Linked DNA regions of Homo sapiens: regions 2 and 3 are each linked to region 1. The links are chromatin loops, found by intact Hi-C in ENCODE. Cell type or tissue: CD4-positive, alpha-beta T cell. All regions are shown on one strand. Each heading gives the region's core, and the rest is flanking DNA. Links, peaks and the distances in the headings are about the cores only. Region 1 holds the start of KIF6 (kinesin family member 6). Region 2 holds the start of MOCS1 (molybdenum cofactor synthesis 1). Region 3 overlaps SAYSD1 (SAYSVFN motif domain containing 1).

What was found. A loop is a pair of places that touch in the nucleus more often than their neighbours do. Peaks named below come from ENCODE experiments on the same cell type or tissue, not always from the same donor. Only the 100,000 strongest peaks of a DNase experiment are listed, where the experiment ranks them.
Region 2: a loop joins it to region 1, with 14 times the contacts of the local background. A loop is called at or near these places in 2 of 110 quality-filtered maps.
Region 3: it touches region 1 in a loop (5-fold over the local background); 3 of 110 quality-filtered maps call a loop at or near these places.

The regions. Positions count from the first base shown.
Region 1 is chr6:39,721,458-39,731,586 of GRCh38, reverse strand. It overlaps KIF6 (kinesin family member 6), which reads left to right and starts at 6,179. Exons shown (of 23, transcript NM_145027.6): 1 at 6,179-6,342. The coding sequence starts at 6,277. RefSeq lists silencers at 5,939-6,138, 5,845-6,176, 6,389-6,458. In CD4-positive, alpha-beta T cell, for the core only: no CTCF peak of the experiment used is centred there; DNase peaks (open chromatin) are centred at 6,096 and 6,586; H3K4me3 peaks cover 1,208 bases.
Region 2 is chr6:39,929,918-39,940,046 of GRCh38, reverse strand. It overlaps MOCS1 (molybdenum cofactor synthesis 1), which reads left to right and starts at 5,585. Exons shown (of 11, transcript NM_001358530.2): 1 at 5,585-5,752. The coding sequence starts at 5,630. It overlaps LOC102723789 (a long non-coding RNA gene), which reads right to left and starts at 5,478. Exons shown (of 6, transcript XR_001744112.1): 1 at 5,404-5,478. In CD4-positive, alpha-beta T cell, for the core only: no CTCF peak of the experiment used is centred there; a DNase peak (open chromatin) is centred at 5,556; H3K4me3 peaks cover 1,048 bases; H3K27me3 peaks cover 496 bases.
Region 3 is chr6:39,098,204-39,108,332 of GRCh38, reverse strand. SAYSD1 (SAYSVFN motif domain containing 1) reads left to right here. Exons shown (of 2, transcript NM_018322.3): 2 at 2,557-4,270. The coding sequence ends at 2,901. Among named protein-coding and RNA genes, the nearest start is that of SAYSD1, 12 kb to the left of the region's middle. In CD4-positive, alpha-beta T cell, for the core only: a CTCF peak has its summit at 5,884 (motif pointing right); a DNase peak (open chromatin) is centred at 5,862.

The sequences.
Region 1 (10,129 bases), core at 3,394-8,393:
CTAATGAAACTATGCTTTAAATTAGCTGAACATATTCTCAGAAGAACATTTTTTGCTAAAATTATATATTACAGATTTTGTGGTACCCTTGCTCTGCAATTTAACAGCATGTTGTTATTATTTGGCATTTAATGAGTACCAGAAATTGCTCTGAGTATTCTCCACTTGGTTCAGAAACAATGAAATAAATTACCTTCTTAGACTGCCTGGTATTAGAGGATCCTTCTGGTACTGACCACCCACAGACTGATAGGGAGGGGATTTCTGATGAAAGTCTCCTCCGCAGAAAATATGTTTTTTCTTCCTCTTCTTTTGACTACTTCCCATGAAATCCTCAATCAGGGACACCCAGGAATCATACAGTGCCCAAAGTCCTACCCAGTATCACCAAATATAAAGGGACAGTTTACATAAGTTGATTCTTTTTTTTTCGAGACGAAGTCTTACTTCATCGCCCAGACTGGAGTACAGTGGTGCAATCTCGGCTCACTGCAACCTCTGCTTCCCAGGTTCAAGTGATTCTCCTGCCTCAGCCTCCCCAGTAGCTGGCATTACAGGTGTGTGCCACCACGCCCGGCTAACTTTTGTATTTTTTAGTAGAGACAGGGCCAAGCTGGTCTCAAACTCCTGACCTCAAATGATCCACCCGCCTTGGCCTCACAAAGTGCTGGGATTACAGGTGTGAGCCACTGCACCCAGCCTTGGTTGACTTTTGTTCCATTAATATTGCTATTTATTAATAAGTGGCAAATTTCTGATGACTGGCCTTGCTTCTTGGAGGTAGTTATTAAAAGAAGACCCCAGTCAAATGTTTTCTCTCTTGTTAGTGAAGTCTCCAGCACCTGTCTGGAAAGTCTTGTTCACCTTATAATGGCGGGGGTGGGAGGGGACAGTCATGCTGTGACCATGAAAGATTTTTGAACAAGCAAAAACATAAATTCCCCAAAGCCATGGATAAACTAGGGGAGGAGGAAATTGACTGCAATTAGGTAATTTTATGTACATATTCTATATCAAAATTACAGCCCATAACATTTTTACTGGTCCCTCTTCAGACTTGTAAAATAAAATAATGCATTTTATAGTTGTAGCAGCAACAGCTAAAGAGGTATTTGAAAACTAGTGCGAGAGCGTAGTTTCATTTTTTTTTTAAACAAAACAAAACAAAACGAAACATACAAGCAAACAAATCCAACTAACTTACCGATAGACTAATTCATTTCAGGCACAGCTTAATTTCTTTCAGATTTGAGGCTTATAAACCCTGGCTAATTTGCCTGGTACAATTATCTGTTATTTTGGCAACTACAAAGTTCAAGCATCTTTTAAATAGTTGAAAAGCATCTTAATTCTCACATTTAAACAAGCAGATAAAATACAAATAATAACACTGAATATAAATCCAGGGGTGGGAAAGACACTGTGACTTGGAGATTTAATCTCAAAACCTATTTTGTACACATTACAGCCATCTGTTTGAGATTTAGGTAAACCTGTCAGAGGCAGTGGGCCTGGGAGTTACTGAGGTCAGTTATACCAGAAACAGAAAAAGGGGTTGAAGTATGGTCCTGCAAATGTGCTTTATTTAGGCAGTACTGTGCTGTAACCATTTTGAATGTGAATGGTTTTAGTTGGGGCACTAGTCTCCAGTTCACCATGACGCTCCCTATTGTCATATGCCTGTCTGCTTGATGAATTTACATCATTGGTCTGGCCCCAGGAGACATTTGAGTTTGCAATCTCCAATATGTCTTACATGCATATGTATGCCATTGTTTCTGCTCTTTAGAAGGTGTTTACAATCAAAGGAATTCAATCCACAGGTCAGAACCCTTTAGATATGAGCATTCTCTATTCACCGGAAACCACGTTAATGCCCACATTACATGTCCATGATAACCCCATGAGGTAGCTATTGTTATTATCTATCTTCATTTATTGGATGAGGCAACTGAGACTTAAAAGCATAAATTACTTGCCCAAGGTCACACAAGTAAAGATGAACACAGGATTTGGGAATGACAGATGCAGGATTGGAACCCACATTTTCTCTCCATCGAAACATTTAATTGTATGACCCAGAGCTCAAGACAGGAATTGTTAAAGATCCCACATCCTGGACCCACAGATTTCCCTTCTTCCTTTTGCAACACTTCTTCAAAGACCACAGGTATCTTTAAGCAGCCTAGACTTCATGATTAAAATGCTCCTTTGTGAATACCCTTGGCTCCCTGGCCTTGTCACCTTCCATTACACCCTCTTGGTAAGTGCAATTGCTCATCTGAGGAAAACACCCATTCTCTTCTCTCTTCCCCATACCGTCAACCTCCCCTTGTTTATTAGATATACCCCTTTGGATATGGACAAAGACCACTGGTACGCTGGGTTCCTCTAGCTCTCACCTGTGTGTTGCTTCTTCACAATCCTTCACAACTAGGCTTCTGTGAAAAGTAGCCTATCTTGACTGCCTCCACTTCCTAACTTCCCACTTATTCTTCAGCCTCTGGCAACCTGACTTCTGACACTGCTACTCCACTGAAATCTATATTACTAATGACTTTCTAGTTGCTGAATGAAATGGGTGTTTTTCAGTGCATTGTCTTTACTATTCAACACCGTTGAATACTTTCCTCTCAAAATGTTCTCTTCCCTTGGCTTCCATGGCATAACATTCCCTTTTCTCTCTCAGACCTCTCTGGCTGCTTCCTTCAACTTCTTTTGCAGCCCCTCTTCCACCTCCAACCATCAGTGTTAGGATTTCAACCTTGATGCTCGTGAGTGACTTGGTTACTTTCTGGAAAAAACTTTGTGATGACTCCCAAGCCTATATTTCCACCATAACTTACTCCTAAACCTTATCCAGTTACTTCTGAAGTCCCACAAGCAATTGAAATTTAACATGTCCCCAACTCCTTATTTCCTCCTTTTTCCCACTCCCATCTATTTTGCTTGTCCAGGTGAATACCTGCACCCAATCTTGAGTCATCTCTTCCTTGCTAGGTGAAAAAGCCCCAAAGTCTATATAATAAATACCTGGTTCTCTCTTCTTCTCAATTCCTGATATTGCAGCACCTGTTCATACTCAATCTTCTTCTTTTTTTTTTCTTTTCTTATTGTGGTACAGTTTATATACAGTATAATTCACTCTTTTAAGTGTATAGATAGTTCTATGAGTTTTAACAAATGCATATACTTATGTTACCACAACCACAATCTAAATATGCAACAGTTCCATCACCCCCCAAAAAACTCTCCCATGTTCATCTGCAGTCAACCCCTTTTCCTACCCTCAGCACCTGGAAACCACTGATCTGTTTTCTATCCTTACAGTTTTTTTTTTTCTCGAATGTCATATATATATACAGATATAAATATAATTATATATGACATATAATATATAACATATATAACATATTATATATGATATATATAATTAGATATATATTATATATAATTCAATTATATATGGAATTATAAAGTACGCAGTGAGTCTGGTATCTTTCACTCATCATAATAAATGTGAGACTTAACCATGTTGTTGTAGGCATCTGTAATTCATTCCTTTTTACGGCATAGATATATCAGTTTGTTTATCTATTTACCAGCTGAAGAACATTTACTTTGTTTCCAGTTTTTGGCAATTGTGAATAAAGCCACTATACACATTCATGTTTAGGTTTCTATGTGAACATAGTTTTCATTTCATTTGGGTTAATAACTAAGAGTGGGATTGTTGTGTCATATGGTAAGTATGTGTATAACTTTATAAGAAATTACAAAACTATTTTACAAAGTGGCTGGTCCATCTTGTTTTCTCATCAGTGATGTTTGAGAGTTCTAGATGCTCTGCATCCATGTCGGCACTTAGTTTTGTCAGTTTTATTTTCTTATTTTTCGCCATTCTAAGAGATGTGTAGTGGTATCTCATTGTGGTTTTAATTTCATTTCATTAATGATTAATGATATTGAGCATATTTTTCATGTGCTTATTTGCCATCCATAGATCCTCTTTGGTGAAGCGTTTGTTCAAATCTTTGCACCCTCCCTTCACCTTAAACAAATGAATTGTTTGTTTTTCTATTATTAGGTTTTAACAGTTTGTATATATTCTGGATGCAAGTCCTTTATCAAGATACGTGTTTTGCAAAAGTTTTCTCCCAATCTGTAGTTAGTCTTTTTGTTTTCTTAAGTGTCTTTCAGCTGGGTGCAGTGGTTCATGGCTGTAATCCCTGCACTTTGGGAGGCTGAGGTGGGTGGATTGCTTGACCTCAGGAGTTCAAGACCAGCCTGGGCAAGATGATGAAATCCTGTCTCTGCAAAAAATACAAAAATTAGCTGAGTGTGATGGCACATGTCTATAAGCCCAGCTACTTGTGGGGCTGAGGCAGGAGAATCGCTTGAGCCCAGGAGGTTGAGGCTGCAGTGAGCCGTGTTCATGCCACTGCACTCCAGCCTGGGGTACAGAGCAAGACCTTGTCTCAAAAAAGAAAGAAAGAAAAAAGGGTGTCTTTAATAAACTTTTTGTTTTGTAAAAAATAATACAGAGAGAACTCGTATACCCATCTCCCAGTTTTCCCCAGTGGTAATGTTTTGCATAACTATAGTACAATATAAAAATCAGGGAATTGACATTGATACAATCCATCAATCTTATTCAATTTTATGTGACTTTTGCCAGTTTTACATGTGCTTATTTGAACATGTGTGTAATTTGTTCTATGCAATGCTATCACATGTGTAGATTTCTGTGATCACCATCACAGTCAAGATACAGAACAGCCCATCACAAGGATTTCTTTTATAACCATACCCTGCACACCTCCCTGGCAATAGTAATAGAACCATACGGTAGTTAGCTTTCGAGTCTGGCTTCTTTCATGAAACATAATTCCCCGAAAATTCAACCAATTTGTTACGTGTATCAACACTTCCTTCCTTCTTAATTGCTGAATGGTATTCCAGTTATTTTAAACTATCAGCTGAAGAACATCTGGGTTTTTTTTCCAGTTTGGGGCTATTACAAATAAAGGTGCTAAAACTATAAACACACATGCGCAGGTTTTTGTGTGAACACACGTTTTCATTCATCTGAGATAAATGCCCAAGAGTGCAATTGCTGTGTCTTAGAGTAGTTGCACCTTTAGTTTTGTAAGAAACTGTCAAACTATTTTCCAGAGTGGCTGTACCTTTATACAGTGTATGTTTTACATTATACATTCCTACCAGTAAAGTGCAACTGATTCAGTTTCTCCACATCTTTGCTAGCATCTGGTGTTGCCACTTTTTTTTTTTTTTTTTTTTTTTAAGCCATTCTGATAGATGAATAGTGATGCCTCATTGTGGTTTTAACTTATATTTCCCACGTGGATAATAATGTTGACTATCTTTTCATGTGCTAACAGTGTTTGAAGAGCTCATCCTTTCTTGCCGTGACCATTGTGTGGGAAACAGTCCCCTTCATCCAGTTTTATCCTTTTCCAAAACAGAGCTAGCCCCACTTCTAATTCCATCATGGCATAGTTTGTATTCCTTGGTTTTGATTTCCTGTTGAAAATCTGTCTCCTTGTCACTTGAGAGACCTTGTGAAGGAAAAAAAAAATCTGTCTCCTTCTTCAGACTGTGATCTCCAAGTGGGCTGGAGCAGTTCTGCAATCTTGGCTCACTACAGCTTCGACCTCCCGGGCTCAAGCGATCCTCCTGCCTCAACCTCCCGAGTAGCTGGGATACAGGCGCGCCACCACGCTTGGCTAACTTTTGTATTTTTTGTAGAGACGGAGTCTCACTATGCTGCCCAGGCTGGTCTCAAATTCCTGGGCTCTAAGCGATCCTACCACCTCGGCTTCCCAAAAACTGCTGGGATTACAAGCATGAGCCACCACGCCCGGCCCAGTGCTGTATTTTTTTTTAAAGGCAAGGGCATGGAGAATAAAATGGGTGAATGAGCGGGGCGGGGCAAGGCATGGTGGTTGTTCCCCTTTAACCACACGGTCCAGGCCGGGTCCGGCGCTAAACCCAGAGCCCAGACACTCGCTCATGCGCATGCGCAGCGCTCTCCTCTCCACCCCCGCCCTCCCCTCCCTAGCCCCGCCCCGTAGTGGCCTCCTTCCGGTCGCGACCAATTAGAGGGAGGAGGCGGGATCCTGGCTGCCAAGGTGCTCACTGGGTAGTGTCCCTAGCTACTGTTGCTAAGACTGTGGGTCGCCGGAGGTGGTGGGAGTTAGTTTTGGCAGCCCGGGCCTGAGAGAGGTCAAGGGTCATTGCAGAGCCAGGGAGGAGATGGTGAAGCAGACTATCCAGATATTCGCGAGGGTGAAGCCCCCTGTCCGGAAGCACCAACAAGGGGTACGGGCTGGAGCCTCCGGGGCGCCGGCGCGGCGGGGCCTCTTGGGCTGGGGTCGGGCGGCGGCACGCGAAGGGGCTGGGCGGAGGTGAGGGGCTTGCTGGTGGGCGCCGAGGCCGCCCGGAATCCCGCACACACTGACCGAGGAGCCCTGCAGCCGCGAAGACCCCCGCGCACTGCTGTCAGCTACGCGACCGACAGCCAGGCCACTCCTACCTGGCACAGCGCAGACCCGGCAGAGAGCCATTTTTTTTGCACCCAGGCACACGTGTTCACGCGGGGGCAGACTAGTGCATGTTCAGTATGCCTGTATAGTGTGCGCTTCAACTACACATAAGCACTTATTGCACCTTTCTGGGAAACTCACGCAGCACCGCACATGCAGATACACTCAAAGGTACATTTTGGCACTCGGGCAAAACGTGCAAGCAAGAGATGCGTGTTTATGTACCTCTGAAATAATACAAATATAGATAGACACAAATGCACAAAGCATACACATATGTAGTACTTTGCACCCAGTGGGGCCTCAGTAATTAGTTGACTGTTGTTATTCTCCAACATAAACGTGAACCTTTACATATACTCCTTGTATTAATAGATATAGGTAGATGCTTAAGCATCCTGACCCAAAGAATACGCATGTGTACTTCATTCAGAAACAATTAACTAAATATTTACCAGGTGCTTCCTCTAGTGTGCTAAATTCAGAAAGGTATAAAGAAGGTTAAGACATTGCCCTGACTCTGAGCAATGATACTTTGTATGCACCTTTTTTTTTTTTTTTTTTTTTTGAGACGGAGTCTCGCTCTGCCACCCAGACTGAAGTGCAGTGGCGCGATCTCGGCTCACTGCAAGCTCTGCCTCTTGGATTCACGCCATTCTCCTGCCTCAACCTCTCAAGTAGCTGGGACTACAGGTGCCCGCCACCACGCCCGGTTAATTTTTTGTGGTTTTAGAAGAGACCGGGTTTCACCCTGTTAGCTAGGATGGTCTCGATCTCCTCCTGATCTTGTGATCCGCCCGCCTCGGCCTCCCAAAGTGCTGGGATTACAGGCGTGAGCCACCGCGCCCAGCACTTTTTATGCTTCTTAAATATTTCAAAACATCCTCTCTTCTGCCTAGAAGGGAGCATAGTCATTCTTATGTATCTTGAGAAATGGCCACCTGACAGGTGCTTTATCTGCATTATCTCTCATTCTCACAAGAACCCTGCAAGGTTGGTGTCATTTTCCGCATTTTACAGATTAGGAAACTGAGTCTCAGGTTAAATAATGTGACCAAGGCACCCAGCTGGGGAGTGGCATAGCTGTAATTTTTTTTTTCAATTTTAGAACATTTATTTTATTCGTTATTATACTTTAAGTCCTGGGGTGCATGTGCAGAACGTACAGGTTTCTCACGTAGGTATACACGTGCCGTGGTGGTTTGCTGCACCCACCAATCTGTCATCTACATTAGGTATTTCTCCTAATGCTATCCCTCCCGTAGCCTCCCACCCCACGACAGGCCCCAGGGTGTGATGTTCCCCTCCCTGTGTGCATGCGTTCTCATTGTTCAGCTCCCACTTATGAGTGAGAACATGTGGTGTTTGGCTTTCTGTTCTTGTTTTAGTTTGCTGAGAATGATGGTTTCCAGCTTCATCCATGTCCCTGCAAACGACATGAACTCATCCTTTTTTATGGCTGCATAGTATTCCATGGTGTATATATATGTACCACATTTTCTTTAACCAGTCTATCACTGATGGGCATTTAGATTGGTTCTATGTCTTTGCTATTGTGAACAGCAGAGCTGTAATTTTAATTAAGGATTTTTGATTTCAAAGCTATCCCCTTTTCGGAAACCTTTTTTGCCTCTCAAAGTGACAATTTAGGCAAGGGCAATTTGGATCATATTTGTGAGTATATGGAGTGGGCATATTAATAATGTTGTATTCCTGTTCCATATATATACTGGGTATATGTCTATGTGGAATATCATAGCATCTCATGATTAAGCATTTGCCTCGTATAATTTATGTATTTAAAACAGGAATAAAGTGGTGTAGAAAGAACCATGGGTATCTTCCCATTTTCTCTCCTCTAATAATCACTTACATGCATTTCTTTTTAGAGTGCATCATATGTAAAAAGTGTATTGTATGTAACATTTCCCCCCAGATTCTTAGCTTAAACTGTTGAGCTTATCTACATGGGCTCAGCAGTCAGAGCAGAGGCTGGGATAAGGTCAAGAGACAGGATGGGTAGGGGTGGGGCTCAGGGAAGTGGATGGAGAGTCTTGGATTTAATACTGAACTTTCTTTTCTCTTAAAATGCAGTGTTTGGATATTTTAATGTACCTCATTTTGTATGTCTTTGGTGAGTCTGTAGAGTGGATTGTTTGATCCTCCAGGAAGTAGTTTTAGGTGTCATATTTTTAGGTGTCACACACACATACACACAAAGAGAATGGGAATGAATAAATATTGAATTAGTATATCCCTGTTCGCCCTTAAAAACTCCACAGTTTAATGCCATATCTTCTTGTCCGCAAAAGATTGTAGAGTTCTTTCTCTGACTAGAAATGCTTTTTGTAGTATTAAATTGAGAGTGACTCAAAGGAATTTTTTTCTTTCTCTTCATTTTATAGCTTCATTACTGCATTACTTTTATTCTTTAAGGCATCATAAAGTAAATTGTAATAACAGATTAATAAAAAGGATATATAAAATGAATCTTTGATAGTTTTAACAGTGGTAATGCTTTCCATTTGTACAGTGCTTTATACATTTCAAAACATTTTCATAATCATCCTTGCACTTGTTCTGTCTTCTTAAAAAAAAAACTTCACTATCTCAAATAATATTTTTATGAATAAGGATAGAAAGCCAATATTACACTAAACAAGTGATCTGGTTCTAAGGGACTTTTCTTAAGGCCTCAAAGAGTGTCTTAATCAGAGTAGTGGAGGGTCATTAATGGCAGTTAATATTCTTTTCTGTCTGCTGAGCAGAGAAATATAGACTTTTTAAAAATGGATGTAACTCCTCACTCTTGTATGTTTCATGTCTTATACACCCCCTTCACTCACCTGTCTGGCTATAAAACTTTTTTTTTTAATGTAGTGCCCAACAGGATATAATTTTTAAATGTCTCTTGAGAAAACCTAGCCAGAAAGCCTTGAACCTGATGCCATTGCTTTCTACAAATACTTTATTTTATGTAATGACTTTTCTGCATGAATTCTTCACATTTTAAATGAGAAGTTTCAATAAAAATATACTTAGGAAAATATTCAAACTTTCTGGAGATTTAGGTAGGCTTTTACTTGCTTAGGAATATGACTTTTTCCTCATAACCAAGCATCTAAATGGGTCTTAAACAGGAAGTATTGCCTGTTAGAAGGAATTTTATTTCATGGTAAAAGACAAGAAGCCTTTAAAAAAAAAAAAAAAACCTTTAAATCTAATGACTTTTTTTTTTTATGGTGCATTACAATTTTATGGTGATTTCCATTACATCATTTGATCCCCACAGCAATCTTGTAAGGGAGGTAATTCTGTTTTCCTCATTTTATGTACAAGGAACCTCAATTCTGAAAGTGGTGGCTGGTCACACAGCTGGTAAATTGAGCTCAGTGTTGGACCCAAGTCTTGGGACAAATCTTATGCTTTTATTTATTCCACATGACCTCTTTATAGGCTTGACTTTTAATTTTCCTGGCCAATAAAAATGATGGAGTAGGAAACCAGGAAGAGAATCAGAGAATGTTACAGTCCTAAGGGTGTTGGTTAAGACCCTCTATTTC
Region 2 (10,129 bases), core at 3,291-8,290, 210 kb before region 1:
CATGTCTGGCTTAGTAGAAGGCAACTGGATTCTCATATCTGCTTCTGCGTTCAATCTGTGAAATCACACATAGAAAACTCCTATATGGTCATAGGAGCATGAGAGTGGAAAAGACGATTTCTTTTTTTTTTTTTTTTTTGAGACGGAGTCTCGCACTGTTGCCCAGGCTGGAGTGCAGTGGTGTGATCTCGTCTCATTGCAAGCTCCGCCTCCCGAGTTCACGCCATTCTCCTGCCTCAGCCTCCTGAGTAGCTGGGACTACAGGCGCCCGCCACCACACCCGGCTAATTTTTTGTATTTTTAGTAGAGACGGGGTTTCACCGTGTTAGCCAGGATGGTCTCGATCTGCTGACCTTGTGATCCGCCCGCCTTGGCCTCCCAAAGTGCTGGGATTACAGGCAGGAGCCACCGCGCCTGGCACGATTTCTTAATATTACTATGAAACTAGTGTTGACCTCTGAAATCCACACTTTGAAAACAATCGAATTAAAGAGGTATTACAAACTCTTCTCTTAGTTTTGCTGATGACAGAATCTAAACAAGAGACTCCTAGTCAGCACCTCATGGCTCTGAGGGTATGCATGATACATGCAGATGCATAAGGCTGCCATGGCTGGTTTCAGTATGCAAGGGGAGTGATAGGTGCAAAGAAGTGGAAGAGTTGAATGGAAAAACTGGATGATACATAAGAGAGCAAGGGGAAGTTTGTTCCTGGAGTAAGGTTATTTTACTGTTCGCCAGCATGTGCGTTCCCTCTCTGAGAGAGGACTAAGCTGCTCTTCCCTTTGAAATTAGATACAGCCATGTGACTTGCTTAAAGCAGAGTGATGTGTGACACTTCCAGGAAGAAGCTGTAAGAGCCAGTTTGCTGTTTGCCACACTCTTTTTCCCTCTTGGTAACCACCAATGTTCTATGTGGATATTCGCTGCCCTATCAGGCCGGGACCCAGAGTGAGGGCAACACTGACCAGAAACAAAGTTCACAGCTAACTCTTGGATATAGTTTGGATGTTTGTCCTCTACAGATCTCATGTTGAAATTTGATCCCCAGTGTTGGAGGGTGGTGCCTGGTGGGAGGTGTTTGGGCTAAGGGAACAAATCCCTCAGGAATAGGTTGGTGTTATCCCCTAGGTGACAAGTGAGTTTTTACTGCATTAGCTTATGCAAGAGCTCGTTGTTTAATGTGACTTCCCTCCTCTCCCCATGTCATGCCTGCTTCCCTCTGCCTTCTACCATAATTGGAAGCTTCCTGAAGCCCTCACCAGAAACAGACGCTGGTACCATGCTTCTTATACACCCACAGAACCATAAGCCAAATGAACCTATTTTCTTTATAAATTACCTAGTCTCCATTATTCCTTTACAGCAATGTAAAGCAGACAAATACACCTTTCCTGGACATGTAGCCCAAATGAGAGAATAAACACTTGTGATTTTCAGCCTTTGAGATATTAGAGTTATTTGTTACAACAGTACAATCTAGCCCAGGCTGACTGACACAGCTGTCTTAGTCTGTTTTGTACTTCTATAGAAGGAATACCTGGGGCTGGGCAATTGATAAGAGGTTTATTTATCTCATTACAAGAAGCATGACATTAGCATCTGCTCAGCCTCTGGTGAAAGCTTTTGTGCTATGTCAAGATATGGTGGAGAAGATCAAAGGGGAAGCTAGCATCAGTACAAAAGGGCCAAACTGGACAAGTGTCCTGGCTTTATAACAACACACTTTCATGGGAACTAATCCCTTCCCCTGGGAACTTGCTCACTAGCATGAGAACAGCACCAAGCCATTCATGAGGGATCTACCCCCATGACCCACACCTTCCACCACTGCCACACTGGGGATCAAATTTCAACATGAGATTTGGTGGAGACAGAAAAACCATATCCAAATCATAACAGCCATCTTACAGGCAAATCAAGGATATGGAATCTGCCATTTAATGTACTTATTGTGAGCCTATTGTGCATTAAATACCATGCTAGGTGGTATGATTACAGATGATTTAGATTTGGCAACAGCCCTCAGAGGGTTTATAGTGCAGAAGGCATATAAATAAACAATGTCACTCTGTTGTAATTGCCACTATTAACAAAGGGTACTATGGAAGGGAGGAGTCCACGAATCCTGTATCAGGGAACCAGCAAGAAACGGCATACTCAGCTAAAAGTTTTGAAGGGATATTTTAATGAAGTTTTAATAAAAAAGTAACTGCTGCTCTTTACCATTAAGAGAGACTATTTTGGAGGTGTGGGCAAGGTTAAGGTGGGCGGGCTGAGGGGGGCAACAGGAATGCTGAGGCATCCAAGGACAATCAGCAGAAGAAAGCCAATCCCACCCCAGTCTGAAGTGAAGAAACAAATGTGAGAAATAGTGTTACTGGACTAAGTGGGAGGTGGAATCATGGCGGAGAGGCCAGATGACACCAACTACAGCTGTAGCCAGAGCAAAACAGGGGAGATCAGGAAGAATAGATAATCCAGCTTTTCTCTCCTCCTGCTCTCTGATCTCCTGCCATGCTCCCTATTGGCAAGATCCACCTGGAAACCAGAGGTCAGGGCACCTGGATGATGCCATCAATGCAGTTGGTAGAAGTCAATCTCCTGGTCCTCAGAGCAGGGTGGAGAAGGATCTGGAGGGGCAAATAAAGACTATCCTGAACAAGGTCCTCAAAAGAGAAATGATAGGAATAATTGATACAATATTTTTTGAAACTTTATTGCTTCATTAAAATGCTTAAAATTGCAAGGAGAGTCCACAGTTACTGATAGAATGGGGATAGGTTTGAATGAATATTCAGATGACTGGACACTTGAGGTTCCTATTAGAAGAGACAATGGACATATGGCTGGAAATCACATCCTGGATCTTTTTTTGAGGGGGAGTTGGGAGATGAAAGTCAAGTGCGGAGAAAATGGGTAGGGAATAAGGAGAAACATATCTTCCTGTCAGCTGGAGAACAGATCACTAGAGATAAATTGTAAGGTGGGAATTGCATCATATTTTTCTGACCTAGTCTCAAAAGCCATGCAGTATCACTTTCACACTGTTACAAACAAGTTACAAACTGACCCAGATGCAAAGGAAGGAAAGTTAATTCCACCCCTTCTGGAGAAAGCAAAATTCTATCATAGGGCTGAATAATACAGTAGCCAGTAGCCACACATGGCTGTTTACACTTCAATTAATGACAATTTAATAAAATTAGAAATTCAATTCTCAGTCACACTAGCCACATTTCATGTGTTCAATAGCTATGTCAGGACATGGAATATCTCCATTATTGCAGAAGTTTCTATTGGACAACACAGCTCTAGAACATACGAGACAGGAAATATTGTTGCAGCCATCTTGCAAATACAGTCTGCCACCAGGACCTAGGCAAACCAAATTGTATTAGAGAAGATAGTGCAGTGGCTCACAAGACATTGTGTACAAGGGTTGGCAATAACTGCTGCTGTTTATCACTAAGAGAGTACTTGGGTTAAAGTCTCAAAGAGAGGATGTATATGCCTAGGGGGCTAAAACTAGGGCCAATAGGAGGGTATCACAAAAGAGAGATTTCTAGGACAGTATGTTCCATGAGGCTCTTTGAGCATGTGACAAAAAGCCACCATTCCCCAGGAAAAAAAAATACAGTATTATGCATTCAAGTTCAGGGGTCTACAGAACCCTCCAAATCAATCCATGGACTTGTCACATCAGAGCCCTACTGCAGGCTGTGAGCCCTTGAAAGTATTTCCTTATTCCCAGCCATTAGCAGAGGATTCGGCCCTGATGACACTTAATCACCATATGTTGACAGAAAGGGGCACTTTTTTGCTGAATACAAGTAAGAACTTTAATAGGTGGGGAAACATTTAAGTGGACCAGACAACATCAGGAAGCCAGAAAGTTTCCCAGCACTACAGGAGTCCAAGTAGATGTATGATAATATGGAGAGGATTTCAGCCTTCAAACAGAACTGAGTAAGCCTTAGGTCTTGCCTTGGAGACCCAAGTTCTATAAAAGATGACAGTAAAGCCCAAGTGAAGGGATGATCACATACAACTTGTATGAAGAGGGTGGAATCTAGAGAGGCTCCAAGGAGCTGGTGACATTCTTGGATCAAGTTCATATGTCAGATGGCTTCTTCCCTGAGGTTGAGTCCTCTCTAGAAGGCTCTTCAAGCCTCATACATACAAAAAAAAAAAAAGTTTTTATCCTTCTCTCCCCCATACCCAGTTTTCCTGATAAATCCAGACATATCTAAACTTAGCAGTGGACAGAGCTTGAACAGTCCTCAGTTGGTCTTCAGGCCCCTTGCAAACAGACCTCTGGCATACTTGTCTCATCAGTTTCAAACACACCCCAGATACACTTTCATCCCCTACAATATATTTTCTGAATTTTGAGTATCATTGTGAGAAATTCACATTGAATCTAAGGCTAAAATCATCTCAGCTTTTCTGACAGTCCCACTGCACTTGTAAAAGTCAGTTATATTCAGTTATTTTTTCCTCTCCCACTATTCGGTCAATTCTTCAAGATCAGGAGCTATATTCCCACTTCCTAAGCATGCACTTGGCAGCTGTATGTTCCAGCCGGTGTTTTATTCTTGCAATTCCACAGGGACAGGGTTTTGGATACAACAGGCTGGTTTGAGCATAATTATTCTTAGTACATAAGCTCATTATTGTGTGTGTTATCCAAAATCTTAAAGGACTACAGCACTCTGCTTTTTATAGAGAGGAAGAGGCACACCCCACCATTCCTAACACATACTGAATCTTGACTGAATGACTGTAGAAAGCAGATTGCCCTGGGTTTGAAACCCACTATCAGCTGTGTGACTTCGAGAAAATTACCTGGTCTCTCTAAGCCTCAATGTCCTCAGTTGCAAAAAGGACATTCTATTCATACCAGGATTGTTTTAAATAACATTTAGCATGGTGCTTGGTGTATAAGAAGCATTTCAAAAATGTTGTCCACTCATTCTGTGACTTCTCATATACTCTTGCCTTCTCCACGAAAAAAAAAAAAAAAAAAAAGATTGTTAATATCCTTTTGGGGCACAACTGGAGAAGTGTATCTTGAAAGACCTAACTGACCGTTTTACAACCACAATCTGCACTATGGTGCACTGAGTGATGTGAGTCATGCAAGTGTAGGCTAAATCTTTTTATTTAGAATGTTGATATTTCACGGACTTCTGAAAATTTATTACGATTTTTTGAAATATTACATTAAAAAATTACTTACTTTGATAACCGCAGTTTACCTGGCACCCTCTTAAATTTTGCATCCAAGGCAGTGCCTCATTCGTTTGGCCCTTGTCCTGTCCTGCCTACTGTCACACCACGACCTAAATCTGAGACTAGAGCAGCCAGAAAAACTGGAAGGAAAAGAACCCCGTTCCTTACCTGAGTTTACCCTTCTGCCCTAGAGCGCTACCCCGGCCCAGGAAAGTGGGCACAGGGAGCGTACTACAGCTCCCACAAGGCCACGCGGGACTGCGTCCTCGCCTATTGGCTGCGCGGGTCCCGCCCTCCCCCTGCCCCTCCCCGCCCTTGCTGGGATGACCCCGGGGGCGAGTGCCCGGCCAGTGTGCTCCCGAAGCGGGCTGCGGTTCCGCTCGTATCAGGCTTCATGGCGGCGCGGCCACTGTCCCGGATGCTGCGGCGGCTTCTGAGGTCCAGCGCCCGGAGCTGCAGCTCAGGGGCTCCGGTGACCCAGCCCTGCCCCGGGGAGTCCGCGCGAGCTGCCTCGGAGGTGAGCCCACCCCGCCTGCGTCCACAGCTTCCCGGGGCAGGAGTGGCCCCGGCACACTGCCCTTTTCCCCCAGTAGCTCCCGGCCTATCTGCTTGACCGCTTCTGGGAGGGACCCGTTGGCACTCCTCAGTGGAGCGATGTTCTCCAGATGGACCGCCCGGTCTCACCCGCTAGCCCAGCGGGAGAGGTTCCTGGGAGTCCCGCTTCAGAACCTCCCTGCCCCCCAGCCACGCCACCCCTTCTAGCCCTGAGCTTGGCCAGAAATTCGGGTAAGCAGAGGACTGGGACTTTGGGTCCAGTGAGGTGTCTTAGTACCTTTCAGCCTTGCCTTGCACCCACCCTCTTTCTTAAACATTTTCCCTCCCTATCCCAAGAGCTGAGAGATCAGGTGTCCCTGTGACACCTGCTTCATAGTGCGACTGACTAAACATGTCACCTCGGTGTCACCAACGATGAGTTGTTACTGTAGTCCCAGGGCTCTGTAACCCATCCTTTGCTGACTCTCCTTGTCTTTTTTATTAACCTTGGGAGGGTTCAGCCTTATCCTAGAGCAGAACAGGGCAGGACGTGGCTTCTTCCAGGTGAGAAATTAATTCCTCTGTCTTTAGGGTTTTGGGTAAGATCCCTCAGTCCTTGCCAGCACCCCTCAGAGTGTTTCAAGTCATTAAAAGTTTTAGGTTTTGGTTGTTCTTCTGCTCAGGTGGTTAGGGAATAATTTGGGGGGAAAAGTACCTCTTTTCATTTAGTGAAACCTCTTTTCGGTACCTATCTAGGCGTTTTTTTCCCCGTCTCCCAGAACTAGGCTTCCTGTCCTGGGATTCATAAGATCACTGCTCCCTCCTCCCCTATATTGCTCAATGACTTCCGCCAAATTTGCTTTCCCCAAATCTAAGCCCCTCTGGGATCCTCAGATAAGCAGGCCCATGGTTGGGAAGTGAAGACTTTTTAGTATCCTCAAACTCTGAACATCATTGAGGAAGAGATAGGAAAGCAAAGATGGCTGAGAGATCTTTAAAGAATTCAAGAAAAGGGACTTTTCTTCTCCAGCCCCCCACCCCCTAGTTTATTTTGTACTGGTCTTTCATGAGAGAACCTGTGTTGAGTGACTCACATGTGGAAGCATTTAGTCCTCACTAAGCCATGTGAGGTGAGTAGAGTTTGTATGTTCAGATGAGGGGGCTAATCTAAGTTAACTTTCCTCCAGTCGCAGAGCTGTAGAGGGCAGGAACTCAACTCTAATGCTTTTCCGTCCTCCCTGTGTGGAGGCCAGGGAGAGAGCCTGCTCCTATCCATCCCTTTACACTGTGAAGGGAGGGGTAATGTGGCAGAAAGGAGAACATAGACTCTGGGGCAGCCCCATCCCTTATTAGGGATTCACCAAGTCCCCTTACCTCTCAGTGTCTGTTTTCTCATCTGCAAAGTAAGAATAAAAGTGTCTACTTCATAGGATGTCACAGGGATTAAAAGAGTTAACGTATGTTAACGTATATACTTAGAACAAAGCTTAGCCCATGTAAGTGCTGTGTTATGTAAATGTTGGTGGTAATTACTATTATCCATGCTGCCACTGGCACATGCTCTGTCCTGTGAGTCCCCTCCCATCTGGACTTGTTGGATAGCTATTCTGTCAACTCACATTGAATCCTGGACATCTCATTAGGATTATCTTCAGCAGACTGGGAGTTCCTGAGGGCTGGGTGCACCTCCGCCTTTCTATCCCCACAAGCGCTTAACGCAGGGTTGTGCAGGCAGTGGATTCAGCCAATAATTGTAGCTGCTTGAAACTTAACTAGTGAGGAGTCACGTGGCATAGTAGACCACACTGGACAGGGAGTCCCATGTTTTCACCCGCCAGTTTCGCCTCCAATTTCACCTGGCTCCTGGGGCTGTCACTTCCCTTTGCTTCATGTTTATAAAATGAGAGGACTGGGCCAGCCCATCATAAGATGGGGGAGGGCACAGAAACTTGTCTTGAGGAGACTCTAAGGGGAGGTGAGTCTGGAAATGGATATGTTCTGCTCATCTCCAGAGCTTGCCAGTTGGGGTGGGGACACCTTGAACCCCTTCTTGCAGGGTCTGTCTCCCCCAACACGCCCACACAGGGCTCTGGTAGTCTGGTTTGGGATGGGAGGTGCTTGGAGAGCTAGGATGGAAAGCCACTGGGCATTGTTTGTGTGGCAGGATGAGGGTGTGAGGGAGAGAAGTGAGGTTAAGTGGGAGCTGGCTGTGAGGATTGCGGAAAGGGGGCTGTGGGCTGAGTCCAAGAACAGGTCGAGTAGCTTCTAGCTATGGAAAGGAGTAGTGTGTGGGTCAATGGGGAGGTGGGTGGGGGAGACACAGCAACCTGCCAGCCTGCATCTGGGGTGGCCCAGACAATCTTTGTAGGGTTCAGCCTAGCCTGGGAGTGCTGTATCCCTCTTTCTCCCTCTGAGGCTCCATGCAGGCTTTGTTGGGCAACAATGAAGCCTGCTGCCTGTGGCGGGGGAAGCAGGGAGGGTGAGTCTAGGCAAGGCAAAGGCACCCATCTGTTCAGGGGGCCAGAAAAAACAAATGCTGGCTAGGGGTTAGGCTGCAAGGAAGTGGGTGTGGGTGAAGGTAGAAGGAGTACAGCAGGCACTGGTGAGGGAGAATGAGGGGGAGGAGGGAAAGAGGGCTTTCAGGAGGTCATCTTGACTTCCAATCTGCCCAGCTCCTCAAAATCCATGTTTCAGCGAAATGTGACTGTCCTCCTCAGAAGCTATAGGTGTAAAGACCTCACACTTAGGGTGGGAATGAGGGGAGGGGGAAGGAGAATCGAGCTAGGCTAGGCTCTTTGTTGGGTCCTCTCATTTAAAAGAGATTAATTTTAAGAGACCCTTAGTATACATCATCCCAATAGCAGGGTAAATCAGGGCCACGATACTTAGATTTGGAATGTGCTTTTTTTCCTCTCGAATAACCCTGCTGCTCTGTTTAGACTTTGGAGCTATTTGAGGGCTAGCCTTTAGCAGTCAAATCAGATGCCTAAGATGAGTGACTAGTAGAGGAGGGCACCTTGAGGGCAGGGTCCCGCTTTAACTCTTTTGTCCCACCCTTCCCCACCCCCTTCACCCTAATCTGCATTGGGTAGACATGAGATGACCAGTAGTGTCTGGCAGGCTGCTTAGTGCCTGCTGATGCACACCAGTATTGGTGGTCCTGGGGATGCTCAGACCCCACTTGGGTGGTGTGGCAGCAGCTTTGAAACCCTGCCTCTGGCCATCTGCTGTTAGTAGGGTTGGAAGGCCAGGGTCTTGGAAGGGAAGGGAAGCTGACAAACTAGAAAAACTGATCACAGCACACAACAGTGTTCCTCCATGGATCACTGAATGAAAACCTCGGTGCCAGGAACTCCTCCAACTGAGTTAGGTTGGATTATTATTTCCACTGCATAGATGAGGAAACTAAGGTTTCGAGAATTTAGGTGACTTGCTCAACAGCTAGAGCCAGGCTTGTAATATAGGCTCACCTACTCCAAATCCTGTGCTCAGAACCACAACAACTTGCCCTGGATTAAAATAGCACCTGGCACTTGGTGTCACTAGGCCGATGGTTCTCAGCCCTGGCTGCACAGCTGAGGCACTAGATTGAGCTAGAATCTTTGGGACAGATTCTAGCTCCTTCTTGAAACTAGAATCCTTCTTGAAGCTCCTTGAGTGATTTTGATGGGCTGCCAGGGTTTCAAACCACTATACCAGGTTAAACCATTTTGACAGTAGAGACCAGCCGGGAAATGATTACCCCCATGTAACTGGCTTTTGCATATACGACCTTTCTGCTTACATTAGGGACAGGACTATTTGTTCATGTGATTCAAAATGTACCAACATCCTGTGCTAGACACTGGGGATACTGAATCAGGCAGAATGACTTCTCACGGAGAGGAAACAGCCCAGGCCAGCCTGGGACCCTGGGAATATGATCCGTTGAGTGCTTCCTACTACTTCTGGCATGTCCCAGCCCTCCTGAGCAAGCAGGGTTGCTGTCTACTCTGTCCTATAATTCCCTCTGAATCTTGGGCTCCTTTGACTGGTGCTGATATTTTTTTCCTCCAGGAGACTTAAGGGACAGGGAAAAAAGTAGAAGAATGAAAGTAGGGCATGCAGTGTTAGAGGAGAGAAGATGCAGGAATGGGGCTCGTTAATATCTGAGTAATGAGTTTGCATTGCTGGCAGGGTGAGAGTGTGTGTGTTTAGGAGGCTGGGTTCAGAACGGGTGGTGCAGTCTGCATAAGTCTAGACAAGGTCACAGAAGTTCTTAAAAGTGAAATCTGACCAGCCTCTCCCATTGCCAGAACAAAAGCACCAAATTCCATTTTTTTTTTTTTTTTTTTTTTTGAGAGAATCTCGCTCTGTTGCC
Region 3 (10,129 bases), core at 3,323-8,322, 620 kb after region 1:
CTAGGATCCGAGACTGACCTCATCTCTGCCTATCACTAGTTTTATGGCTTTAGGGAAATTACTTAACCTCTCAGTGTTTTCTTATCAGTAAGTTGGGAATAATAATGCCTGCTTCCTGGATTACCAGAGTTCATACATTGGAAGGCTCTCAGTAAATGGTGACATAGGAACATTCTTCTTTTTATACTCCCTAAATGATAAATTTAGTTTATTGTGAATCTCAGCATGTATATTCAGAATGTATTTTGTGTCCATCAGTCCACTATTTCCATCTGACTGCTGTCACCACCCTGGTCAATGTCTGGCTCTCTCTTGCTAGGCCTCCTCCCCAACCTTTTTAGCACCAGGGATTTCATGCTTTTGGTTAGTTCCCTGCTTAGACCTTCAGCTGTTTCCCATTTCCAGAATCTTCACTGCAACCTGCCTGGCCCTACTTTATCTGGCTCCCACCCTCATGCCCTCCCTCCTTAGCCCCGTCATCTCATGCTACTCTCCCCTTTGCCCAGAACACTGCCCAGATGCATTCTTCTTGGGCCAGAACGCATACTGTGCATGCATGTCAAATCTGAAACAGACATTTCTTTCTTTAATGAGTATCAGGGGTCAGGGATGTGGCTGATAATATAAGGGCCTCTCCAATCAGACTTTCTAATCTAACTGAAAAGATAATAATTACAATGTTGATGCTAAAAAAGAAGGTTCTGACAAAATAGAACTTCTGAAACATCATAAATCAGATGACCAGTATTTGTGATCCCCTTTTAAATATGCACGTGAAGAAGAATAGGGGATGTAACTGAAGAGATGAACTGAAAGTTCTGCTATGAATTGAGAACCTAAGTATGGGATGCCATGTTTGGATCTGGAGACACGTGGCTTCCTGGTACTTAAACAATCTGGCATCATACATGACATGACCTATAGTAAAAGAGAGACACTGTAGTGCTGAATAGTTTGGTGCTTAATGAACGGGAGAGCTAGTTCTGGGGGAGGCAGAGGGGGCACCCTCCCTGATGCCCAGGGAGGTCAGGGCTGACAGTTCATGAACGGTGCTTGCCTGGAAGGAAGGCAAAGAGTTAAGGAAGAAAGAGGAAGTGGACGGAATTCTAGGCTTGAGATGAGGACTGAGAATATCTTTGGGTAATAAGACCAGTTAAGCTGGAGAAGAAGGGTCATTTATGGAACAAAAGATTGTGGATCGTGTTGTCATGGAATTTCCTAGACCACTGTGACCCATTAGTGGATGGTGAAATTAATATAGAAGATCTTGTTCCCTATTAAAAATGTTTTTAAAGTAGAATAGGAAATACAAGAGAATGTCTCAGGGAGGGTAAGTGTTGACTTGTGAAACTTTGTTGCATATATGTATTCTGGATTACAGTCTAAAATGTATTCCTTATTGTAGGTCATGTTCAAAAGAGTTCCGAAAACAGTGGACTGGACACAGAGCTGTCTAAATACCTGTGTCTGCCATTAGCATCTGGCACAGGGGCCTGTCTACTGGCATTTCAATCTGTTGAACAAATTGAGGGTCTTGGGTTCCAGCCCAAGGAGTTTGGATTTTATCCTGTAGACAGTGAAAGTTTTTGAAGGTTTGTGAACAGGAGGGTAATAGGTCTTTAAGAAAATTCATTTAGCAGTTGTACATAGGATGGCTTGGGGAGGGAAGAGATAGGAGGCAGGGAGTCTAGTTAGGAGACATTGGCTGGGCCTTGGGTGAGTGACAATGACCTGTGTAGGTTAATCACGGGATGGGAAGGTAAGGGGGCCCAGTAATGGCTGTAACAGTGGTTTTTGTTTGTTTTTGAGACAGTGTCTTGGTCTGTTGCCCAAGCTAGAGTGTGGTGGTGCAATCTCAGCTCACTGCAGCCTCCGCCTCCCAGGTTTGAGCGATTCTCATGCCTTGGCCTCCTGAGTAGCTGGGATTACAGTCGTGTGCCACCATGCTGGCTAATTTTCGTATTTTTAGTAGAGATGAGGTTCCACCATGTTGGCCAGGCTGGTCTCAAACTCCTGAGCTCAAGTGATCTGTCTGCCTCAGCCTCCCAAAGTGCTGGGATTACAGGTGTGCACCTGGCTGATTTTTTTTTTTAAACGTAAAAAGGATTTTTGTTTCCTGTCTCTATTTTAGAATCATGTCACTTGTAATATTTTAGGTCATCTAATCCAATCAACAAAGGTATATTGACTCTGTATTTGAAGCATTTGTCATGACTGTTGCATTATCAGTTATTCAGGAGTTTCTGTATGGGGCACAAATTAGCTCTTCTTAGCAGCAGACTAATCTGAAGAAATGACTCCCACGAATAAGAATCTGTCTGAATACGTAGGGCTTTTATTAGGTCACATCTCACTAAGTGCTGATCAGTTTTGATTCAGTTGGAGTAGAGCACATAGGTTCTTTGGAGATGATTGTTTTAGAGAGTTGCATGAAAGAATAGAAATCAATGAGCCAGCAGCCTTCTCAGAGCAATGAAAACTGCCTTTTCAGATTAGTTTTGATCATCTCAGCTCCATTACCCTTTATTCTTTCTTTTGTTTGTTTGTGTATCCTAGGAAGCGGCTCAGCCCCAGGGCAGCACATCAGAGACACCATGGAACACAGCCATTCCTCTGCCGTCGTGCTGGGACCAGTCTTTCCTGACCAATATCACCTTCTTGAAGGTTCTTCTCTGGTTGGTCCTGCTGGGACTGTTTGTGGAACTGGAATTTGGCCTGGCATATTTTGTCCTGTCCTTGTTCTATTGGATGTACGTCGGGACACGAGGCCCTGAAGAGAAGAAAGAGGGAGAGAAGAGCGCCTACTCTGTGTTCAATCCAGGCTGTGAAGCCATCCAGGGCACCCTGACTGCAGAGCAGTTGGAGCGCGAGTTACAGTTGAGACCCCTGGCAGGGAGATAGGACCCAGCTGTGCTGTCATGCAGCTAACCTCTGATGTGGTCTTCCTCACCATTGGCTATGGATTTGATTTCAGGTGTATAGGACTAAGGGCAGCTTGCGGGTTAGCTCTGTGACTGCATAGTTTTTCTACCTTCTTTCCCTGATCTTTTGCTGCCATTTGATCTTTGATAGTTTTGGTGAAACTCTCTAAAATACATTCACTGTGGGTCCGACGCAATTTATAAAAATTATGTACTCAAGAAGGGAGACCTGTTTGTTTCATTTCTCATCTGTTTGGGAGATGATTTTAGAGCACTAGAAAGGCACTGGGGAGATTCTCAGCTTAAAACATCCAGCAGTTTGAAGTATGATTAGGTACATCAGGGCTGCATTGTCAATGTTCTCTTTAAGTCTTTTAACATTTATAGCAATTTTTTTTTTCCCGGAGAGTTTAGGTTGCAAGTTTTGGGTTTCTTGTTTGTTTTTGTTTTGCTTCCTGCTTTAATTCTTTAATTTTCAGTCATTACTGGTATTGAAAAATAAAATATCTTTAAAACATCTCCTCTTCAGAAATAGGTCCCTCTTCATTGCCCATCACCATCTTCCACTCTCCTATTATTTTGCCACTACTCAGTAAAGGAAGGTAGGAAGAGACAAACGCCTAAGTGCAGGTGTGGGGAGGGATTTCACAAGTGGTTATTAACGGCCAGTTCAGCAAGAAGTGTTGAGTGTGTACAAAGGGGAGGGCTGGAAGTGTTAACTCCAGACCCGTTGGCTGCTTGAGTTGTTTCTTATATTCTAAAGCAGCAGTCCCTAACCTTTTTGGCACCAGGGACCAGTTTTGTGGAACACAGTTTTTCCATGGACGGGGTGGTGGTGGAGGATGAAACTTCCACCTCAGATCATCAGGCATTAGAGTCTCATAAGGAGCACGCAACCTAGATCCCTCGCATGCGCAGTTCACAATACGGTTCTAAGGGCTTTAGAGTAAGCAGCTTTTTCACCTGTGGGCCTCTGGTGAGAAATTCTGTAAATTGTGATAATCAGGCTGGATTTTAATGCTGCTTTTCCAGTACAATGTTAGAGTTTGGGTTCATTAAAATTAGGCAAACTCCCATTGGGTTAGGGCTTCTCTCATTCCATTTTGTGGCTAACCTTACTGTGTTTCAGCCCTTGCTGAAAATTCTTCTGATATGTGTTGCCCTTCCTCACAGCCCTTTGGCCATTGGGAGTTTGGCTGTCCCTCAGAGCCATCCGGTCAAGCAGATGGTCTGTTCTATCTCACAGAAAAGTCTTTTCTTCCATGAGTTCTGTCTGAACTGAACATGTAAAAAGTATGGGAAACAGATGAATCCCTATTAAACATGAAGTTTTGATTGTATTTAAGATACAATTTTGTTGACTGATTTATTTTCTTAAGGCTTTCTTAATTTTCTTGATACTTTCCTTGGGCTTTTCTGTTTCATAAAAGCCCCATACAAGGGAGTAATTCCCTAATCTTAAGTTTTACTGCAGTGCTCAGGGCAGTAAGCATTGCTGTAGGAAAGAACTAATTTGTATTTTAAAAACATATAATTCAGACTTTCCCCTAAAACAAAATGCCTGTAACTCTGAATTAGGTTTGATCCAATTAGTAATCCCAGTGGGGTAAAGACTTAAGCACGCATGAGACTTGACCTATGGGTGGACCTCAGTAGTGATTTTTGAAATGCAGCTGTTTTTGAGGTGGAGTCTAGATTGCCTCAAACCCATCTTGCATGAGATTTTCTGTGAACAATTTGTCACTTCTAACCTCTTACCAAAGGTGCATGTAATGATGGCATTAACTTCTAGGAAAAATAGTGTGTGAATCAATTAATGGCCTGGCAGGGAGAAGAAGAAAGAACAATAAGTATTTGGTGCTCTGATCAGACCATTAGGTTTTAGGTGCAGCCTTGATTTTCCGAATTTAGGCCTATTGATCTCAGAATTTCCACTCACAGCCTGACCATTAACCCAGCATGCAGCTTCCATTAAAGGATTCTTCTGTCATCAGGGAACTTGAAATCCCAGAGGTAGATGCAGTCACTGTGATAGCTTTATACACGAGTGAAGTCGTTTGTGTCCAAGTCTAACAAGTAACTTGGTTTTTGCTTTTATTCACATTATCCCATCTTGCCTATTGATAGGGACTGTTCAACAAGACTCTACATCTAAAGTTGGAAGGGACCCCAAAATACCATCAAGTGTGTTCCCCACCCCCAACCTTGGGCAGGGCCATCATTTATTCCCAACTAAAGATAATTTGTTTCTAGTGAACCCCTAAAGAAGATTCCAGGTACTTCCTAGGAAGTTCTTTATGTTTACTGAAAGAACTTTTGCCACCCCCATCCCCGCCATCTGGGGTTATTTTGTCTCCTAATCTCAGTGGATGTGGAGTCCCTGGAGGCCTATGTGAGCATCCTTCACACTGGTAAACCTTTACTCAGTTCTCTTTTCTCTCTGCTCTTTAGGCCAAGTCATTGAGCTATACCTCTGGGACTCAATCACTTTCATGCTAGCCCTGACCTATTCTAAGTGTTTCAGGTTTGGGTGGGGGTGAGTGGCCCTGTGGATGGGTATAATGATCTTTCTCAAAAGCTTTGGAGCTTTGCCAGTGATGACTTAGGCATGTGTATTTTGTGCTATTAGAGTTATGCTTTGAGTATAGGCTGTCTTTCACATTTGCCTTTTGACTGATCTGTGCGTCAATCAAAAAGCTCTGTGCTGCAAAATCTTAGAAAGTTACAGAATTGAAAGAACCAGTGACCCTCAGTTGGGCAGAAGACATCAAAATTCGAGCTGTGTGTTTTTAGTTCCTGCCACTCATACCAGCAAATATTTGTAGATGCCCTGGATTTGGCGCTGCTGGGGACACACACATATGAGCTCCTGCATAGGATGAGCGTCCCTAAGAGCCCGGGGATGCAGGGGTGGGGTTGGGATGTCATGAAGCATGTTGCCGCCAGGCGGTGGCGTAGAGCTGCCACTATACCTCACGGGTCCCTTCACATCACACTTGAAAATTTACGTAATGTGGAAAACCCTCTGGGATGTTTATCTCAACCGCTTGTGCTGCTTTTTCAGATGTTTTTTTCAGTTTAAAACTCACAGAGGAAAGGGCCCATCAGAGGTCCTGGGAAAGGCATAGAAAGCTACCAGAAGTGATTTATATATGTATTTAAAAATAAAACAGCAGCCCCTCTCTAGACTTAGCAGGCAGTGTTACAGTTGCTTGCACATAGCTAAGCTTTGCGGGAAGGGGAGGTGGAATGACTAAGAATTTACATAGTTGGCAGAGAAAACCAACTCCCTAAGCCAAAGAAAGTAACTTTTGAACCATATGCTTTGGTTTCTATCACACATAATTTTATTTCACAACTTTGGAGCACTAGGCTACATAAAGACTTGGATCCCATTCTCAAAAATCTGAGAGAGAAGACAAGATGAGTGCACACAAACTGTATTATAAAGTACAGGACATAATGTGAATGTTTATAAAGGTGTAAGGTGTGTGTGTGTGTGTTCAAGGGAGAGATCACTTGCAGTCCTAAATTCTATACTATATAGGATTTTCACTTCTATGTGAAAAATACTCTTTCCTTAACAAGTCATGGATGAACGTTTTGAAAAGTATGGTCTATAGACCACGCACCTGCATAGGAATCTCCTGTAGTAATGTTAAAATGCAGATTCCAGGGCCCCCACTGACTCAGAATGTCTGAGGGTAGAATCCTGAGAATCTGCATTTTAACAGCCTCCCAGGTGTGATCTCTGGCACAATAAAGATTAAGAGCCGCTGACGTAAACAATAAATGTTAAAATAGGAAGAAAATTTAGTGATTATTAGATCCAAGCAAAGAAAATTGGTGTGCATTTTTAAAGGGAGCAATGAGGCTTGCTATTTTTCAAACTGTTCATTTGGAACACCAAAGCGAGAGACGAAGAAACATAGCTTTAAAACAATGAGGAGCTAACTCCAAAGACTACGTGGAAATTAAGTCCTTTATTTTTGAGGTTTTCTCTAAATGATTACAACAAGAAGTACATGCTCATTTTAGAACATTTTGGAAATACAGGAAGGAATAAAATATTGTTGTACTTCTATGCATATATTTTAGAAGCCAAGAGGTACATGGGGTGTATAGTGAGAACATCTCCCTCCACCCTGCCATGTTTGTTCTTTCTCAAGCCTGCAAATGACACCATTCTAAACACGCTATTCTTTCCCTTGCTTTCTTTTTCTTTCTTAGGAGTTTGAGTTTTATTTATGTGCATTTGAAGTTTTTATGTAAGGGAGTGATATGATCCAATTTACTTTTTTTTTTTTTTTTTTTTTTTTGAGAGACAGAGTCTCACTCTGTCACCCAGGCTGGAGTGCAGTAGCATGATCTGCCTCCCAGGTTCAAGCAATTCTCCTGCCTCAGCTTCCCAAGTAGCTGGGACTACAGGCATGTGCCACAACACCCAGCTAATTTTCGTATTTTTAGTAGAGATGGGGTTTCACTATATGCTGGCCTGCCTGGTCTCAAACTCCTGGCTTCAGGTGATCTGCCCACCTCGGCTTCTCAAAGTGTTGGGATTACAGGCATAAGCCACTGCAGCCGGCCCCCAATTTTCATTTCTAAAAGATCATCCACGCTATGGTGGGGAGTAGATTATCTATGTCATTCATTCATCCATCCATCTATCCATTTACAGAGCATCTAAACTTTGCCAGTCCTGGTGCTGGGCGTAGCTCATACAGACATAAGGCAGACAAGGTTCCTTTTCTCAAGGAGCTCACAGCAAATGGGGGAGGTAGCCAATAACCAGACAGTTACAGTGCAGTGTGGTAAGCCACACTGAGTATGTCGTCTGAACGAGGACCACAGCATCAAAAGAGGATCTTAAATCACAGGTCAGGAAAGGCTTCCTGGAGGCAATGACACTGTGCTGAGTTTAAAGGAGGACTAGGTACTCCCCCAAAAAAGAAGGTGGGGGCAAAAAGTAGCATTTTGGTCAGAGAAAACCACCTGGGAGAAAGGTGATAATCATGAAGGAGAATAACAAGCTTGGATGCATTCTGAAGACTTGGATGTTTAGGAACAAATAAAAGGAATTGATGAGAGGCAATTCCAGAAAGGAATATTGAGTGCCTCTTGCTTTTTGAGCAAACAATATTTCTTAATAATTACATCAGCACAAATAGAGCTGCTTCCTGCTTTTTCACAGCTACAGAGTGTACCATTGTATGGATAGATTATAACTCAACAAGTCTCCATTAATGTATATTTAGGTAGTTTCTAATCTTTTGTTGTTGCAAACAATGTACAACAAATATCCTTGCACATATGTCATTTCGACATATGGGAATACTTCTCTGGGATAATGTCTTAGAATTAGATTTGCTGGCAAAAGGATATTTGACTGAAAATGTTGATAGATGTTGCCCTGCGTAGAAGTGATTCTTATTTACATTCCTACCAGCAATGTATGAAAATGCCAATTTCCTCATATCCTCACCAACACAGGGTGTTTTCCCAACTTTCTGTACTTTGCCAATATCTGAGAAGTGAAATGACACCTCATAGTTTTAATTTAAATTTCTTATTATGGGAGAACATCTTTCTATAAATTTGTGAGCCATTTGTATTTATCTGTGAACTCTTTTAGCTTTTGCGTGATTTCTGTTGAGTTCTTGGGAATTTTAAAATTTCATTTAGGAACTCTTCATAAATGAAGAAAATTGGCTCTTTGAATTATGCATTTCAAATATTTTTGCTCAATTTGTTCAAACTTGTTGCCGTTTTTGTTTCTGTGTGGAAATTTTTTGTTGTCAAATTTATGTATTTTATGACCTGGGTTTTTGTCATACGGCAAAAAAATTTCCATGTTTACCCATTGCTTTCATTTTCTATATTTAAGTTTTTTATCTATAGTATTTAGTTTGGAGTGGGGTTACAGATAGGGATCCAGCTTTATTTATTCAGGCATCTATTTGTTCAGGTATCTAGTTCCCTCAGGTTTATTTATTAAATAACCCATCTCTTTCCTGCTAATTTAAAACCCTTCTGTATCATATACCACATTTCTTGTGTATTTGTATCTATTTTGGGCTTTCTGGTCTGTTCTTTTGATCTGACAGCTTTTTCACTTTTTATTATTGTAGCTCTTTAGTGTGTTTTAAAATCTGAATGGGCTAGACACCTCTTTATTACTCTTATTTTTGCTTTCTTTTTTAAAACTTACACTTAACATGTTTATTTTCTCCCTGAGTTCTTTAGAATTAACTTGACCAGGTCCCCAAAATTTCTCTTGATATTTTCATTAGTTTCACATTAAATTTACAGATAACTTAAGGAGAAGAAGCACCTATAAGTTATTGTTTTACTGTTCAAGAATACGGTATGCTACCATTTGTTTAAGCCTCTTTTACTGTCCCTCAGTTGCATTTTCAAGTTTGCTTTATATTGATCTTACTATTCCCTGTTATTCCTGGTTATTTTATCTTTTGCTATTAAGTTCAGTAGATCTTTTCTTCTATTATTTCCTCCAACTTGTTGTTGTGTATGTGTGTATGAAAACTATTGATTTTGGTATATTAATTTTGTACCAGTCCTTTACCAAATTCTCTTACTAATTATAATGATTTTTCAGTTGATTTGCCTGGATTTGCCACATAGGTAATTATTTCCTTTTCAAATAATGTAAAATTTAGTTCTTATTTTACCTGTGGGGTTTTGTTTTGTTTTGTTTTGTTTGTTTTGTTTTTTGAGACAGGGTCTTAATCTTGTCACCCAGGCTGGAGTGCAGTGGAGCAATCTTGGCTCACTGCAACCTCTGCCTCCTGGGTTCAAGCAACTCTCTCACCTCAGCCTCCCGAGTAGCTGGGACTACAAGTGTGCGCCGCTATGCCTGGCTAATTTTTTGTATTTTTAGTAAAGACGGGGCTTTGCCTTGTTGGCCAGGCTAGTCTTGAACTCGTGGCCTCAAGTGATCCTCCCCTCTTGGCATCCCAAAGTGCTGAGATTACAGGTATGAGCCACTGTGCCCGGCCTCTTTTCCCAATTTTTATGCCTCTTATTTTTTTCTGTTTGTCCATTACGTTGGCTAAAGCACCCAGAAAAATATTAAATCAGAATAGTAATCAATGATATCTTTGTTTTGCTCTTGACTTTAATGAGCATGTGCCAGTATTTCCCACTAAGCATGATCCTGGCTTTGGGGTAGTGAATAGATAGACAGACAA